2 separate regions of the Homo sapiens genome follow, and region 2 is linked to region 1. Evidence: chromatin loops called from intact Hi-C (ENCODE). Cell type or tissue: gastrocnemius medialis. All regions are shown on one strand.

Evidence for each region. Peaks named below come from ENCODE experiments on the same cell type or tissue, not always from the same donor. Only the 100,000 strongest peaks of a DNase experiment are listed, where the experiment ranks them.
Region 2: a loop joins it to region 1, with 3 times the contacts of the local background. A loop is called at or near these places in 6 of 110 quality-filtered maps.

What each region holds. Positions count from the first base shown.
Region 1 is chr2:41,837,310-41,845,309 of GRCh38, forward strand. No RefSeq gene overlaps it. Among named protein-coding and RNA genes, the nearest start is that of LINC01913, 36 kb to the right of the region's middle. In gastrocnemius medialis, a CTCF peak has its summit at 3,518; a DNase peak (open chromatin) is centred at 3,612; H3K4me3 peaks cover 939 bases; H3K27ac peaks cover 1,126 bases.
Region 2 is chr2:42,238,696-42,246,695 of GRCh38, forward strand. EML4 (EMAP like 4) reads left to right here. Exons shown (of 23, transcript NM_019063.5): 2 at 6,810-6,992. Among named protein-coding and RNA genes, the nearest start is that of EML4-AS1, 72 kb to the left of the region's middle. In gastrocnemius medialis, a CTCF peak has its summit at 240 (motif pointing left); no DNase peak of the experiment used is centred here.

The DNA.
Region 1 (8,000 bases):
ACAAATCTGCATTTTAAGGAGTGCCTCATGAGATTCTTCTGTCTGACACTAAGATAATGTCTACCAAATGTTGGTACCACTTTGTTAATGGCTGGAAGCCATTTAATCCCATTTAAATTCACTGATCATTATAAATGCACCTGCTACCTTTAATATCATCTATATTAACAATCATAATGAGTTGCTATGTTGCTGTAGAAGACACTCACCAACTGTCTTCCAGATGGTTTCTGTCACAATTTAGCATTAAACAAACACATAAATCCAAGCCCCATCAAATCTCAAGAAAAGCAAACTCTTTTGGAAATCAGCTTCCTTGATCTTTTAGCAAATCTTTCCTCCTCATCCACTTTAATAATGAAAATAATTACAATTACATGTAACCAATATTTACTGATTATTCACTCCATGCCTTCCATCAAACCCATCATAACAATAGTAGTAAATGCAATAAAAAACAATTAACAAGTACTTACTATATGCCCAGAAATGTTCAAAGTTCTTTATGTGATTGCATCATTTAATCTTTATAATACTGTACCTATGATACCAAGAAAGACAGGAAAATGTGTATTCTATATTACTTAAGCTATTGGTGCCACTTATAGGCTTTGTCATATAAATATTATGCTAAAGTTAATTCCCTAGTGTTCTTTTTTAAAGTATGAAAATGGGAAAGAAGTGAGTGCCCATTATTGATCGCCTGCTGTATTTCTGGCACTTTAACATGTTTTCTTCATTAAAACATCACCAACTATTTATGAATACATTTTATTATCCCCATTTTAACAGTTTATTGAAAGACTGATGTCATAAACTGCACATATTTAAAATGTGCAATTTAATAAGTTTAGATATATGTATATACCTGGGAAGCCATATTGCAATCAAGGTAATGAACATATCTATCAGCTCCCAAAGTTTTCCTCTCTCTCTTTGTAATCCTTCCTCCTGCCCCTCCACTTGCTCGTCCCCAGGCAACCACTGACCTGCTTTCTGACACTACAGATAAGTTTGCATTTTCTAGAACTTTATATAAACATAATCTCGGTATGTAATCTTTTTGTCTTGCATCTTATATCCAACATGATTATTTTAAGATTCATCTACGTTATTCTATTTATCAAAAGTTCACTCCTTTTTACTACTGTTATTCCAATTGTCCCCATTCTATAGATAAGCAAACTGTGAAAATAAGCAACTAGTTCTAAGATCACATAGTAAAGGACCAGATTCAAATTTAAATCTGCCCAACACAAAAGCCCCATATTTTCCCACTAAAAATTATGCCTGTCTTCATTTTTAACTGAGAAATAACTCTACATATATCTTCAGAATGGAAGAATGTGGCCTCCAAAGTAACCAGGCTATAGTAACCGCACCAAAATTATTGCTGGATGATTAATTGGAGAGGGTGTCAGCTGTCCTACCCACTTACCTCCACAGTATGTGCTCAGCAGTACCAGCCTTAAACTTTGGGCTTCAATTACAAGGTCATTCATCCAAAGAAGAACCCTGGAATCCTGGGGCTGCCAAGATACATGAGACCACTGTACACAGGGCCTAAGCTCTAGCTAGAGTCCTCTCCTATAGGCCAGAAGAGAAGGAAATGGGTGGGGCAGATGATGGGAGGTGGTCAAACGTATGGTACAGCAGGGAGGCATCCAAAGAACCATGAAGGTCCTCACTGAACTGGGTCACTTGTGTGACTTGAAGGATAGACTTTTAATTAAGGACAGAAGAGAAGATAAGAACTACAAAATGGAAAAGAAAGGAAAGGTAGACTAACCCTTGCCAAACTCCCAAACTGTTAATTTGGTGATCTTAGGCACTCATCACTCTTGAAATATAAAAACAGATCAGATTTCTCCATGATTCTCGCAACATACGTTTGAGGAGGAATTATTTGTGATACTATGAATAACAACAAATAACTAGCAGTTATAGAGTACTTATTACGCACTACACACAAGAATCATATTCTATTTTCATTTTACTACAAAGAAATCAGTTCTCAGAAAATATAAGTGACTTGTCCAAGATCACACAGCCAGAGAGTGAATTCGTTTTAGCCAGAATTCAAGTCTCCAAGTCTGTCCAGTAATCTTCCCATGACTCAGAAACACTCCAGACTTCCCTGCTCCCAACCAATCACCCAACCACCGCTACACACTTCACCATCATTGGTCCCAACCCAGGCTCACCCTAGAGTATATGCTGACTTATGTCCTTTGATTTCAAACCCCTGAAACCCTTGTCTTCATCAGTACATGTCCTTCTATGTACACTGCCCTCAGAATACTGTTGAACACTACAGCCAACTTAAAAGATACTCTAATAAACCAATTCTACTCCAATAAGTTAATCATTATAATGTTATGCTTTCGTCAGGTGCCAACGGGGCTTAAGAAAACAGTGCCTAAAAGAATAATGTAAACTGTGGGCAAGAGTGTGATATAGAGATTTTCCAAGTCCTATGTTCATACGTGTGAGTGTGATAGGTTTACAGACTAACTCCAGACAAAGCAAGCCACTATTCCTCTTTCAGAAGGGCCAACTCAGGCTGAAGTAGCCTATTGCCTGGGGGAGGAAGAAGGGAAATAATAATCATTATTCCCTTCCTCATAAATGATATGAATAATAGGGGCCAACATTTACTGATTGCTTTGTATTGGGTATTTTATCAGTACCACAATTAAACCACAATTCCATGAAGTAGGTGTTATTGTTAGTCTCATTTCCAGATGAGGAAACTGCGACAGGGAGGCTATGTAATCTCACCATGCTAGTGCTATGCAGGCTTGGGACTCAACAGGTATTCTTTCAAACGGCAAAATTCTCATTCTTTTTGTTTTTTTCTTTTTTTTTTTTTTTGAGACAAGGTCTCACTCTGTCACCCAGGCTATAGTGCTGTGGTGCAATCTCATCTCATTGCAGCCTCGACCTCCCAGGCTCAAGTGATCCTCCCACCTCAGCCACCCAAGTAGCTGGGACTACAGGCACACATCACACGTCTAGATAATTTTATTTTTTGTAGAGAGAGGGTCACACTATGTTTCCCAGGCTGCTCTCAAACTCTTGGACTCAAGCAATCCTCCTGCCTCAGCCTCACAAAATGCTGAGATTATAGGTGTGAGTCACGGCACTGACCCAGAATGCTCACTCTTAACCAGTGCACTGATCCCCACCAGTTATTGCTTATCGTGTACCTATTATGCGCATGGCACTGTGCGAACCTTAAACATATTAATTTCATTGAAACCTCATGGCAAGCCTTGGAGATAGGTATTATCATTATCCCCATCTGACAGATGAGGCTCAGGAAAGAAAGGAAACTGAGTTAATGTGGAGCTGGAACCGACGACACGCATTCTGACTAAGAGCTCTCTTATTCAGCACGACTGATTCCTATTCAAGTTTAGGTATTTCTCTTTCTACTTCATTTAGGTTAAAAGGCTTTCCTCTCCAGGAGCCTGGCAAGCCAAGCCCGCCCTCTGCGGGGCAACAGCACGAGGCATTACCCCTACAGACCACTTGGCGGCGCCGTCCGTCCTGAGTTGGAGAGAACGGTGGGCAAGTAGGGCTCCTTCCGCACGCTGCACGGTTCTTCTCCGGGCCCGCCCCCTTCCAGCAACAGCCAATCAGAAACTCGCTGACAGCGCTAGGCTCTCCACGGTAATGGCCGTGGATGATAATTGGCTAAGTCTCTTAAGGGACGTCTGGTTTCCGGGGACGCAGTGATAAGCGCAGAACGGGAGGTCTCTGAAGCAAGATGGGGCTCCAGACATAATCTTTACCTGAATAAGTCCCAACGCTGGGAGTGTCAGCCCGATCCTCCTACGGTGGAAAAGGCGGCAGCCAATTGCTACAGTCCCTTTAGGCTTTTCTCTCCCGCCAATCCTCACTCTGCCCTACGGGAGGGTTCTTGGCCGCTTCAGCTCGGTTTGCTGCTTACCAACCCCGCGGCCCAAGGGGAGCACGGCTCCCTGGCCCGATGCCCCCGGGGTATGCAGAAGGGCCCAGCCGGGACAGCAGCCACTGCATTTCTTTGGCTTGCGCTGCAGTCCGGATGGAGCTCGGTTCTGACCCAGAACATGAGATCGGGTTCTCATTAATTCAGCCCAGGGCCTTGCACACGCGCCCCGCCCCTGCTTGAAGTGGCTCACCCCGGACTTTCAGGATCTCACACGAAGTGCTTCGCTTTCCCCTGCAGGGATGGTACTCTCTGAGCGCCCTTGGAACTTTGTAAATAGCTGCATTGCAGCACTTCTCCATTGTTTTATTTCACGCATATTGGACTCAGGGTAGAGACCATATCTTAAACGTCTTTGCTTTGAGCAAGATATTTAAACTCTCTGTGCAGCATTTTTCTCAACTGTAAAGTGGGGATAGTAGTACCTCTTGCATAAAGTTGTGCGCACTAATACATGTAAAGCGCTTAGAAGACGGTCTTGCACACAGCAGATGATCAGAAAATGTTAGCCACTTGTTATTCCTACAATGCCTAGCACAAACACATCATAAATACTCTACAGTGCTTAGAATCAGTTTCATATATTTGTTCTTGGAGGTTTAAATCTCAGCTTTGTCAGAACTGCTCCAAGAAGGAAACGGTAAATATATATACACATGGCTGTAAATGTGTCCGAGTGCTTCAACATGCAGTGGCAGTTGAGAACAGCAGGGAGCCTGGGTTCAAGTTCTGACTGCAGCTGAACAGCCGAATGACCAATAGAAAATTAACTAAAACTTAACTCCTCAGCTGGGGAATGGAGATGATCATAATAATATCTACTTCATCGGGTTGTGGTGCTTGCATTCTTATCCCACTTTCACTTTGGGAGCTAGTACAAGAATGTAATGACACAGTATAGTATTTCTACCTTATATGTGTCTCCCACTTTAACTTTTGCAAAGCACATTCATATATTATCTCATTTAATACTCACAGCAACCCTGTGAAGCTCAGAGCACTTCCTGGTTGGAATCCTACAACATGTCCATGGTGAGCTGCAGCTCGGTTTCTTTGAGTGCAATTTCAATGTCAGTGCCATTGCTCTGCATCAGGACTGAACCAGTGACCACCTGGGTCTCAGATAAGCAGAAGGATTTGCATCCTAGATTTTCAAGCCAGTTGTTCTATTTTTTTTATTTCTGATTACAGCAGAAAGACGTAGTTACATTATCTTTTAAAATGTGAACAAAACAAAGTGCAAGGTCTGGTCGACCTTCACACACACTCCCCAGAGGCAGCCACTGTCATCCATTGAGTGTGGCATCTTCCTAACCTCCTGGGTATGGTTTCATGCATGTACCTGTGGCGGGGAGAAAGCTAGGTTTTTTTGTTGTTGTTCTTTTGCATAAACATGATTGTATTTTAAAATTTATTCTACAACTTGTTTTCTTCAATTAACAGTACATCTCAAAGATCTTTTTATGTCTGTATCCTTATTTCTTTTTAACTATTGCAGTCTTTTATACCTGAACTCATTTAACCATTCTCTTGTTGTTAATTCTAATTTTTAAAGCCAAGTTTTTCTTAATCCCCCTCAAGTCCCAATTTTGTTGTAGCTGGTTAGATTCTGAACAGCCTCTGGGCCTAAAGATTCAAGTCACCAGGAAATGAAATCCTTATGGTCAAGAGTTCCACCTAGCTCCATATTCTTCCCATACTACAAGCCCAAAGCCCTGGCAAGCTGTGAAACTGGAGTCCCTCCTCCCAAGAGGAAAGAGTGGGAAAGAGGATGCCCACATAGGGCCAAAATGGGCTGATGACGACTTTACTCCTCAGAACATTGCTCAGAGCTGAGGACATCTCTGTAACTTTAAAAGCCTCCTAATTCCCTCCAAGAATCTGCATGGCTGAGATCCCTTCTGAAGAGGTGAAGCTGGTGAAACTTTCTCTTCCTTGAGGCCCTGGTGACCCTCATGACTCAGTCCTTCCCCAGGCCCACCCCTCACTTCCAACACCCACAAGTATCTCCCAGGGTTGAAACCTCTACTTCAGAACGCAGACTTGGAATTGAATTGCAGGGAAATGGTGGGCACATCCTGTGGGTACTTGTGAAACACATGGACCTCAGATCCTCAGATAACCCTAAAAGAAATGATGTGGGCTGGCCACGGACTGGTCTAGGGACAGTGTCACTTCAGGCAAAATGAGAGGTAGAGAATCAGGGTAGAAATCAGCAGATTACAGGCACAATTCCACAAGGGAATGTGCTGACTTCGTGACCCTTAACTCCATGCCCTTTCTACCCAGCTCCAAAAGGAATTCACTTGCCTTTTCTCCAGCTACAACTAAAGAGTCTGTGGAAGGAGAAATAGGTAAAAGTCTCATCCCATGAATTTCAGACACATCTCTGGCGCACCCAGCATTTTGTACATTAGCCAAAAAGCACATATTCCTAGTTGAATACAATCACACACATATAACACAAATGGAGTCATGTTCACAATCAGGACACCAAACTGAATCTATGTTGAAGATGTTCTGTATTCTAACACCCAACAGAATAATGCACTGGAGCCATACCGGACAAACAACTTACAAAAATGGATCTCAGACTGGAAAATACATTTGAAAAAAATGCAATCTCACTAGTCATAAAAAAACATACAAAATTTTAAACCGGGATTTTATTTTTCACCTATAAAATTGTCATGTTACAAATTATAATATGCATTTCTTTTTTTTTTAAGAGGAAGTTTCGCTCTTGTTGCCCAGGCTGGAGTATGAATATGGCTTATGACATACTTAAGAATGACAAAAATTGCTCTGTCCTCTGTTGCTGGTGGTGGAATAAATTAGTTAAAGCCTTTTGGAAAAATAATTTGGCAATATGTATCCAAATCTCCTTAACCCAGCAATTTAATTTCTGAAAATCTAGTTAAATGAATAATTTCAAAGATTTTTGCATCAAGAAAACCTGGAAGCCAATATCCAACTTCAATATTCAAAAATAGGAAAATGGTTAAATGAATATCGACACTGTAAAGATGTGTAATAACATGGAAAATATGTATGATGGGGCATTGAATAAAGAAAATAAGATTCAAAAGAAACAGTTTGATATTATTACAACTACGTTGAAACCCGTATTGTATACACACACAAACCCACACACAAATGATTTCGTTTACTCCTTTCAACAATCAGTGAGGAAACTGAGACACAGGAGGGTTCAGGAACTGGCAGCTGGCCACATAGCGAGTGGTAGAGCCAAGTTTTATGCCCATGTTCTTCCCAAAATACCACAAAAGCAACCACTAACTGTGAACAATGCTTGTTGAACTTGCAATCTGAAAGCTCCTATTTACATGTTTTAAGCCCATGAAGAGATTTTATAACTCAAGTAATGCTACTCCATGAGATCTCAAAGAGCACTTTTATCTCATCCAACTAGTCCTGCTCCAGGAAGAAGCCTCCAGAAGTCAAGTCAGGCTTCAGAAGCAAACAGAAGAATCTGGTGTGTTGCTGACGGAACTCCCAGGGAATCCACCCATCTTTGGGCAGAAGGCCCTTGCAAAATTACTTAGTAGGCCAACTTCAGTGATTTACACACAACCTGTGATGGTTAATACAGGTTCAATCAAATCAACTTGATTTGATTGAAGGATGCAAAGTATTGATCCTGGGTGTGTCTGTGAGGGTGATGCCAAAGAAGATGAACATTTGAGTCAGTGGACTGGGGGAAGACAGACCCAACCTTAATCTCGTGGGCACAATCTAATCAGCTGCCAATGAATATAAAGCAGGCAGAAAAATGAAGAGGTGAGGCTGGCCTAACCTCCCAGCCTTCATCCTTCTCCCACGCTGGATGCTTCCTGCCCTCAAACATTGGACTCCCAGCTCTTCAGTTTTGAGACTCGGACTCCCAAGTCTCTCCTTGCTCCTCAAGCTTGCAGACAGCCTATTGTGGGACCTTGTGATCATATAAGTTAATACTTAATAAATGCACTCACACTCTAGATAGATAAGATAGATAGATAGATGATTG
Region 2 (8,000 bases), 400 kb after region 1:
CAGCCTTGAACTGGGCTCAGACAATTCTACTGCCTCAGCCCCTGAATTACAAGCATGTGCCACCACACCTGGCTAACTTTTAAAAAATTGTTATTTATTTGTTTTAAAGACAGGGTCTTGCTCTGTCACGCAGACTTGAGTGCAGTGGCACAGTCATGCCTTACTGCAGCCGTGACCTCTTAGGCTCAAGTGATCCTCCTGCCTCAGGACTGGGACTATAGGTGTGTGCTGCCACCCCCTGGCTAATTTTTTTTGTAGAGACAGGGTCACCCTAGGTTGCCCAGGCTGGTCTTGAACTCCTCGGCTCACGCAATCATCCTGCCTCAACGTCTCAAAAGTGCTGAATTATAGGCCTGAGCCATGGTTCTCAATTATTTAATTAGAAGTATAATAGCCTCTAGGGCATCATTTCACCACAGTGCTTGCAGCGTAGTAATTAATATTCTAAATGAAGACTGAGTCACCAAGAAGTGGTTACATTATGATGGTGTGCCCCCACTAAGAAAACAAGACAGTAAGTATTCTGTTTTAGAAAGATATAAAATCGGTAAAATCCAAAGGTACTAGAATGTGTAGGCATGTCTTATTCTGATATGATACTGGATTGCCAACTTTTGGATATTTATAATGAAACACAATATACTTACCTTTGCAAAGGTGACACATTTCTCAACAGTTCAGAAAAAAATTAACTGTGATTCAGTGTAATAAAAGCATAATGAATAGCTATCATTGTATTCTTTAAACTGTAATATTTCAAACTTTATAAAGTTTACGAAGTCACATGTAGATTTCCTTGTATTTCTAAAAAGAGACTGACTCATGCCGGTAAATAGATCAGACTGATAGTGAGAGGTTTCTGGATCTCCGTTTTCTCTTCATTCTTTACTTTTTTTCTTAATGAGTTCAAAAATGCTTGAGAATTCATTTGTATTTCATATTTTAACCTTCAAAGCTGGAAACTATTTTGAGAAGGGGCAACAATTTTTAAAAACCAGGGGGCAATTAGAAAAAATGTTTAAAGGGAGGGGATTACCATTTTTAGCTTATACTCCTACTCTATAATAAAGGCGGCGGGGGGTGGGGTGTAAGGAAAATGATCTAATCTACTTGATCAAGAAAAGGGAATGTTAATAGCCCTCAGAAAATATATTCATTTACTGAACAGTTATATCCCTTAGTTTATTGTGAATGAGAATGGGGGCATCTTAGAGATTGGGAGGGAAAAAAAATAAGAGCAAAGTTTTCAAAATGGAAAGAACAAGAGCAATGCATAATATAGTCATCAGAGGAAGGAACTCTGACTCGTTTGCTGTGTGGCCATGGGTAACTCACCTGATGTCTCAGAGTCTTAGTTTACTTATTTATAAAATGATGAGAGGGGTTGTTGGACTTCAAGATAGTGTCTGTTCTTGTTTTAGTAATCTATGATAGAAATTTAAGTTATTTGCATTCTCCTTTGCTATGTTCCTTATAACACTGGAACACTGTAACTGGAGGAAACTTGTTTTAAGAAGTTAAGCTTCAGAAGCAATGCATTTTACCTTAAAGGGCATAAATTAATACACATTTTTATTGTGAAATTCGAATAATACAGGAATACATACACTAAAAAGCAAAAATTTATTTTTATTTCCTCTTTTCTAATCTTACCTTCCTAGCCAGAGGTAACCCAGTTACCAGTTTGATGTGTGTACTTCACAACTTCTTTCTGTGTACATTATATATACATATGTGTGTGTGTATATGTGTGTTTTTTGTGTTAATTTTTTAAAAGTGTGTTTTGGTGTGTGTCTATCAATTATTCAGTACATATTGTTTTGCAGTTTGCTTATCCACTTAAGTCATCTTGTAGATTTTTCAAATTTTTAGCTTATGCTCCTACTCTGTTATTTTAAATTATTCCATGATATTCTATGGTATGGACATATTACAGCTTATTTAACCTCATCCTTAGACTTCAGGTCATTTCTAATTTTGTGGCAATAATAAACAGTGCAATAAAGAACATCACTATAGGATAGCAACTTACTGAAAGCATCCTGTATTGCCATGCCATGCATTATTTCATCTAATCATCCCAAGCCTGATGTAAGTACCAGTTCACATGAGTAAATTACACGTGAAGAAAGCAGTCACAGAGTTGGTAAATAGCAAACAGATGGCCGGGCGTGGTGGCTCACACCTGTAATCCCAGCACTTTGGGAGGCCAAGGCAGGCAGATAGATCCCTTGAGGTCAGGAGTTTGAGACCAGCCTGACCAACATGGCAAAACTCCATATCTACAAAAAAATAAAAGTTAGCTGGGTGTGGTGGCATGCGCCTCTGTAATCTCCCAGCTACTCCGAGCCTCAGCTAATAGAATCTGAGGCAGGAGAATCTCTTGAACCCATGAGGCGGAGGTTGCAGTGAGATTGCACCACTGCACTCCAGCCTGGTCGACAGAGTGAGTCTCAAAGAAAAAAAAAAAGCAAACAGATAGATGTATTTAGTCAGTGTAATACCAGAGTTAATGCACTATTCTACCACAGCTTTTATTGAATTCTCAAAGAAATTCATGCCCCTGAAAGGGTTAAGAGCCAGGATTTTAGACAGGAAGGAATTAGAGCTGTGAGGAACTCTGGTGATAACTACTATGCTCTGTTACATTGCCATTGCTTGTTGCCTTGGCTATAGTGACCCTGTAATTGATCATCCAAGTCAGGGAACTTGAGAGTGAAAGAGGGGGCATTATGATAATATTTATACTGAGATAGGAGACATACTTGTTCTGGAGAAACTGAGATACTTGAACATGTTAACCCTAACATAGGCCATCATCACCTTTCACATGGGTTACTGCAACAGCCTCCTGTCTGTTCTTGTGTTTACTCTTATCCTGTTCCAATCTATTTTCACACAGCGACCAAAATGATCTTCCTGAAACAAAAAACGGATTAAATCACTCAGTAGTTTAAGCCCCTTGCGTGGCTTTGTGAAAGGATGTATTTGTTTGGTCCTCATGTGATTATTGTTAGAATGCAGCATAGAATAAAATAAAAGGCACATAAGGTGAGAGTCAAAAGACTTGTCTTTGAGTCTGAGATACCTAGATTAGTTTGGTGACCTTGAGCAAGTTATTTAGTTTGAGCTATTTCCTCCAGTGTAAAATATAGATTGTGTGTGTATGTGTGTGTGTCGGGGGGGGGAAGCTGAGGTAATAAATATGAAAGGCACAATATAAATGCAGGCAATTGTTAACTTTGTATATGTTATGCCCTTTGAAAAATTGTTCTTGTGTCTCACAGTGTCTATCAGGGTTTGGTAGGAATTTTACAAGCTGAACCACCTTTCTTGTCACTATCCAAGTTTCACACAACTTAAACACCTTAGTCATTTTTTAAAAAATCAAAGTTTGTAAAAGTTTGCTGAAGGTAAGTTACCAAGCTGGTACTAAAACCTAGCACCCTAACCTTGGCATTATAGCCTGATGATCTAGTAGTTCAGCTGCCTTCCCAGAATAATTAAGCAGGTTATATGTTTACAAAAATCATATAAGCATTTTATCTGTGGTCATAATATAAAGATATAGCTCATCTTTCATGAATTGAGAACATTTTAGAAAAATATATCCATATAGTTTACTGACTTAATCGCGGCCTTTGGTTTACAAATAATGGCTTGCAAAAAGTGAATTTATTACGTTACATAATTAGCTGGGAGGAATATTGGAGCAGCTCTCAGAATTGAAGGGCCAAGGCTTCAGAGAGTATAACTGGAACACAAGGTAGTTAGAACCACCTTTATTTTTGACAGTCCTAGGGTGACATCCTGGTAGCTGGAGAACCAAGGTGGATGGGCTATAACTCTACCTCTGGGAAATTCAAGAGGGCTTCATTTGGCCTATCCTGTATCTCATGACTACTACTCCTGTGGTAGTATTAGACTGAGCCATATTAACTAACTCACTTCCTTCCTCCCTCCCTCTCTCCTTTCCTCCCTCCCTTCCTTCCCTTTTTTCTCTTTTCTTTTCTTTCCTTTTCTTTTCTCTTCTCTTCTCGTCTCGTCTCGTCTCTTCTTTTTTTCTCTTTTCTTTTTTCTTTTCTTTCTGATAGGGTCTTCCTCTGTCACCCAGGTTTAAGTGCAGTGGTGTAATTAAAACTCACTGAATCCTTGAATTAAACCCATCTTTGACTGGGTTTAAGTGAGCCTCCCATTTCACTTTTCTGAGTAGCTGGGACTACAAACACGTGCCACCATGCCCAGCTAATTTTTTCCATTTTTGTAGACATGGGTTCTCACTACGTTGCCCAGGCTGGTCTCGAACTCCTGGGATCAAGCGATCCGCCCACCTTGGCCTCCCTAAGTGCTAGGATTACAGTCGTGACCTGCCTTGTCCAGCTGAAATTTCTAGTAGTAATATTTATACAACTGAAAAGGTCATTTTATATGGTTCAGTCTCATAGTATGGGGCGCAGAGGGTAAAGTGAAGCATCATAGATTGACAGCTCTACTAGGACCAAGAAATATGGTGGAGTTTCACAAAAGACAAGAGTGGCTATTCTTCCTGTGAGAAGAAGGAGAATAGGAAAGAATTTTGGGTAGAAAGAATAGTGACCATAGTCTAACATACTTACAAAGAATATAGATCAGCTAGAATTCAGCTAGACCACCGTGGAAGTGAAAAATACTTAAAATATAAAAATTTCTAAGGCGAGAGACTGAATTGTTCTTATCATTCCTTAAGCATCTCAGAGTTGGACACATGTGCCTTTAAGTAACAAATGTGCTCAAAGTTTTCAAATTGTAACTTTTGTACTTTGTACATATCCTAGGCACACCCTCCTTAAAACAATCCTATTTAAAGGTGAAGAAATTAATGCTCAAAGAACTTGCCTAAGATTATGTAACTAGTTAATATGGAACCAGAATTTGAAGTCTAGATTAAAGATGAAACCCAACTTTTCCTTCAATATCTACGTCTCAAAGATAAGACTGTCAGTGAAATACCAGTAAAGACAGAAGAGAGTACATGTGTATGCATGGGAGGTCTGGTGGTGTATATCATCTTAAATATGAAATATGAATATTGTTTACTGTTCCATAATGTAATGGTGATAGCTTTGGTTTTTTAAATGTTGTGGTGGTGGTTTTAAACTTTGAATTAAATTAAGTTCCATAGCATATTATCTCAGTGTGAGAAAAAAACAGTACATTCTGCCTTATTGTCTGAATGACTGAAACAGTCATTTAAATGATCTCAGTGTGGTCCAAACAGCTCTTACATTAGAATCTAAAACTTGCCCTCAGTGTAAGCCAACGGTGTTTTTAACAGTTAGTTATTTCCCTGAATTTTCCTGCTTATACTGAATGAACCAATAGCAATTAATGTTTTTTTTGTTTTTTGTTTTTTGTTTTTGTTTTTTGTTTTTTTTTTTTTTTTGAGACGGGGTCTTGCTCTGTTGCCAGGCTGGAGTGCAGTGGCGTGATCTCGGCTCACTGCAACCTTTGCCTCCTGGGTTCAAGCAATTCTCCTGCCTCAGCCTCCCAAGTAGCTGGGACTACAGGCACACGCCACCAAGCCCGGCTAATTTTTTGTATTTTAATAGAGACTGGATTTCACCTTGTTGGCCAGGATGGTCTCGATCTCCTGACCTCATGATCTGCCCTCCTCAGCCTCCCAAAGTGCTGGGATTACAGGCATGAGCCACCGCGCCCAGCCAGCAATTGATGTTTCTATATGTTTGGATTCTTATTGACCCAACAAATACAGTAGTATAGTCTAAAGTTACATAACTTTGCAAGTCCTTTGTAATTGCTGTGGTATAGCTAAGCCTTATTTGAATAGTCTTTCTCTTGTTGCTGTTACATACCTAAGGCAAATATTAAGTATTTACTTCATAAAAACCTTTTTTTAAGAGAGGTTGTGGTGTTAGGTGGAGAGAAGGAGCAGCAAAAGGTCTTTTGTTAATTACATAGCAATACCGAGTTCTGTGGGGTGTGGGAGAGTATGATAGTAAAAAGTAAAGTAGTAAAGATGCTTCCTCATCATTGTTGGTTAAGGTGATAGACTCCCTATCTGATACATAAAACCAAACAAGTGATTTATATGCCTTTTCTGTTTTCATAGAGAACTGTGATAATAATGTAATTAAGAAAGGTTAAATAGTTTGCTGTCTTGGAAGTTTCCTGATGTCTACAAGATGATGTATTTAGGGAGCCTTTTCGTGAGAAAACCAATTAAGATGATGTTGTAAAAATAGGGGAAATTTGACCGTGGGGACAATTGTCACCATTTTAATGATTTGTGAAGTTTATTAACTTATTTTAAATTAAGATAGCTATAAAAGTCTTTATAGAAGTTAATATGTGTCAACATGATGAGATGTTATGGAGTTTTTTGTTTTGAAATTTTCTTTCTTTTTTTTTTTTTTTTTTGAGACAGACTCTTGCTCTGTTGCCCAGACTAGAGTGCAGTGGTGCAATCTCAGCTCACTGCACCCTCCACCTCCGGGGTTCACATGATTCTTGTGCCTCAGCCTCCCAAATAGCTGGGATTACAGGAGCGCATCATCATGCCTGGCTAATTTTTTGTGGTGTTAGTAGAGACGGGGTTTCACCATGTTGGCCATGCTGGTCTCCAACTCCTGACCTCAGGTGATCTGCCTCTCTTGGCCCCTCAAAGTTCTGGAAGTACAGGCACGAGCCACTTCACCTAGCCAGAATTTTTCTCATCTTTTGTAAGTCTTATGTGGGATGGTTTTTCTAATCAGAAATTACTTCTCAAGCAGTTTACTTAAAAATATTCCATATTTTATTTTATTTTATAGATGATAGTATTTCTGCTGCAAGTACTTCTGATGTTCAAGATCGCCTGTCAGCTCTTGAGTCACGAGTTCAGCAACAAGAAGATGAAATCACTGTGCTAAAGGCGGCTTTGGCTGATGTTTTGAGGCGTCTTGCAATCTCTGAAGATCATGTGGCCTCAGTGAAAAAATCAGTCTCAAGTAAAGGTAATTGTGTTGTAAAGTTAAAAAGAGTCTTGCTTTTTGCAATATTTTCTTTGAAAGTTGAAGCTGGAAATATAAAACTAGTTTCTTATGTGGATTACTTGTGATTATAGTTTGTTTTCCATTTCGTTTTTTTAATTCCCAAAAAGTTCTGAAAGTTTATTCTTTATTATTTAAAATAAAGAATTTTTGTGTAATCCACTGATTATACTCACAGGTTTTTTATGTTACAGTATTTGTGTGAAGTTAGTATCTTCCAACTAGATGATAAGTTTACTCAGGGCAGGAACTGAATCATCGTTTTGTGTCTCTCATTTCATATTGAACATAGGTGGTAGGCACTCATGTGTTCTTAAAATTCTGTTGTCAATACAGAAACATAATTAAAATCATCATAGTTTAAATAGCTTTATTCTGAACCCTCTGTGGTTGTTAGCAGAATCCTGAAAAAATTAATTTAAGCTCTGAAGCTTACGAGCCCAGTATAATGGGACTTCTAACTTTCCAGTATTGGGAGTTTTCAAGGTTGAGACAAACAGTCGTCAAGACCCTGTTGCTCTGAGTTTGGAGCAGATGTAGTGTACCTTTTCCCTTACTTCAACCACCAAGAAAGAATTTATTATTCTTTCACATGAATCAAGATTTGAACATATCATTTGATGTCTCTTACTGATTTATTGGTAGAGTATATGGGGATAGGCGTGATTATGCCCATTTTGGCAGTGGGAAAAGTGAGGACATTTATTGGCTTGCCTTCCTACTTCGATGTCAATGTAAATTATTAACCTAGGGAGGAGTTTTATATAACTCCCAAATTCTAGCTGAGTAGGAGATAGTGCAGTCAGCCAACCAGCAAATGAGAAGCAGATTTAGAAGAAAGATTGTGAATTCAGTTTCTGAATGTTGTTTAGGGTGTATATGGTATGTAGAGATACATATTGGTAGCTGAATTACATATGGATCTAGTGCTCATGTTAGTTTTGGCTAGCAGTAAGAATTTGGGAATGTTCC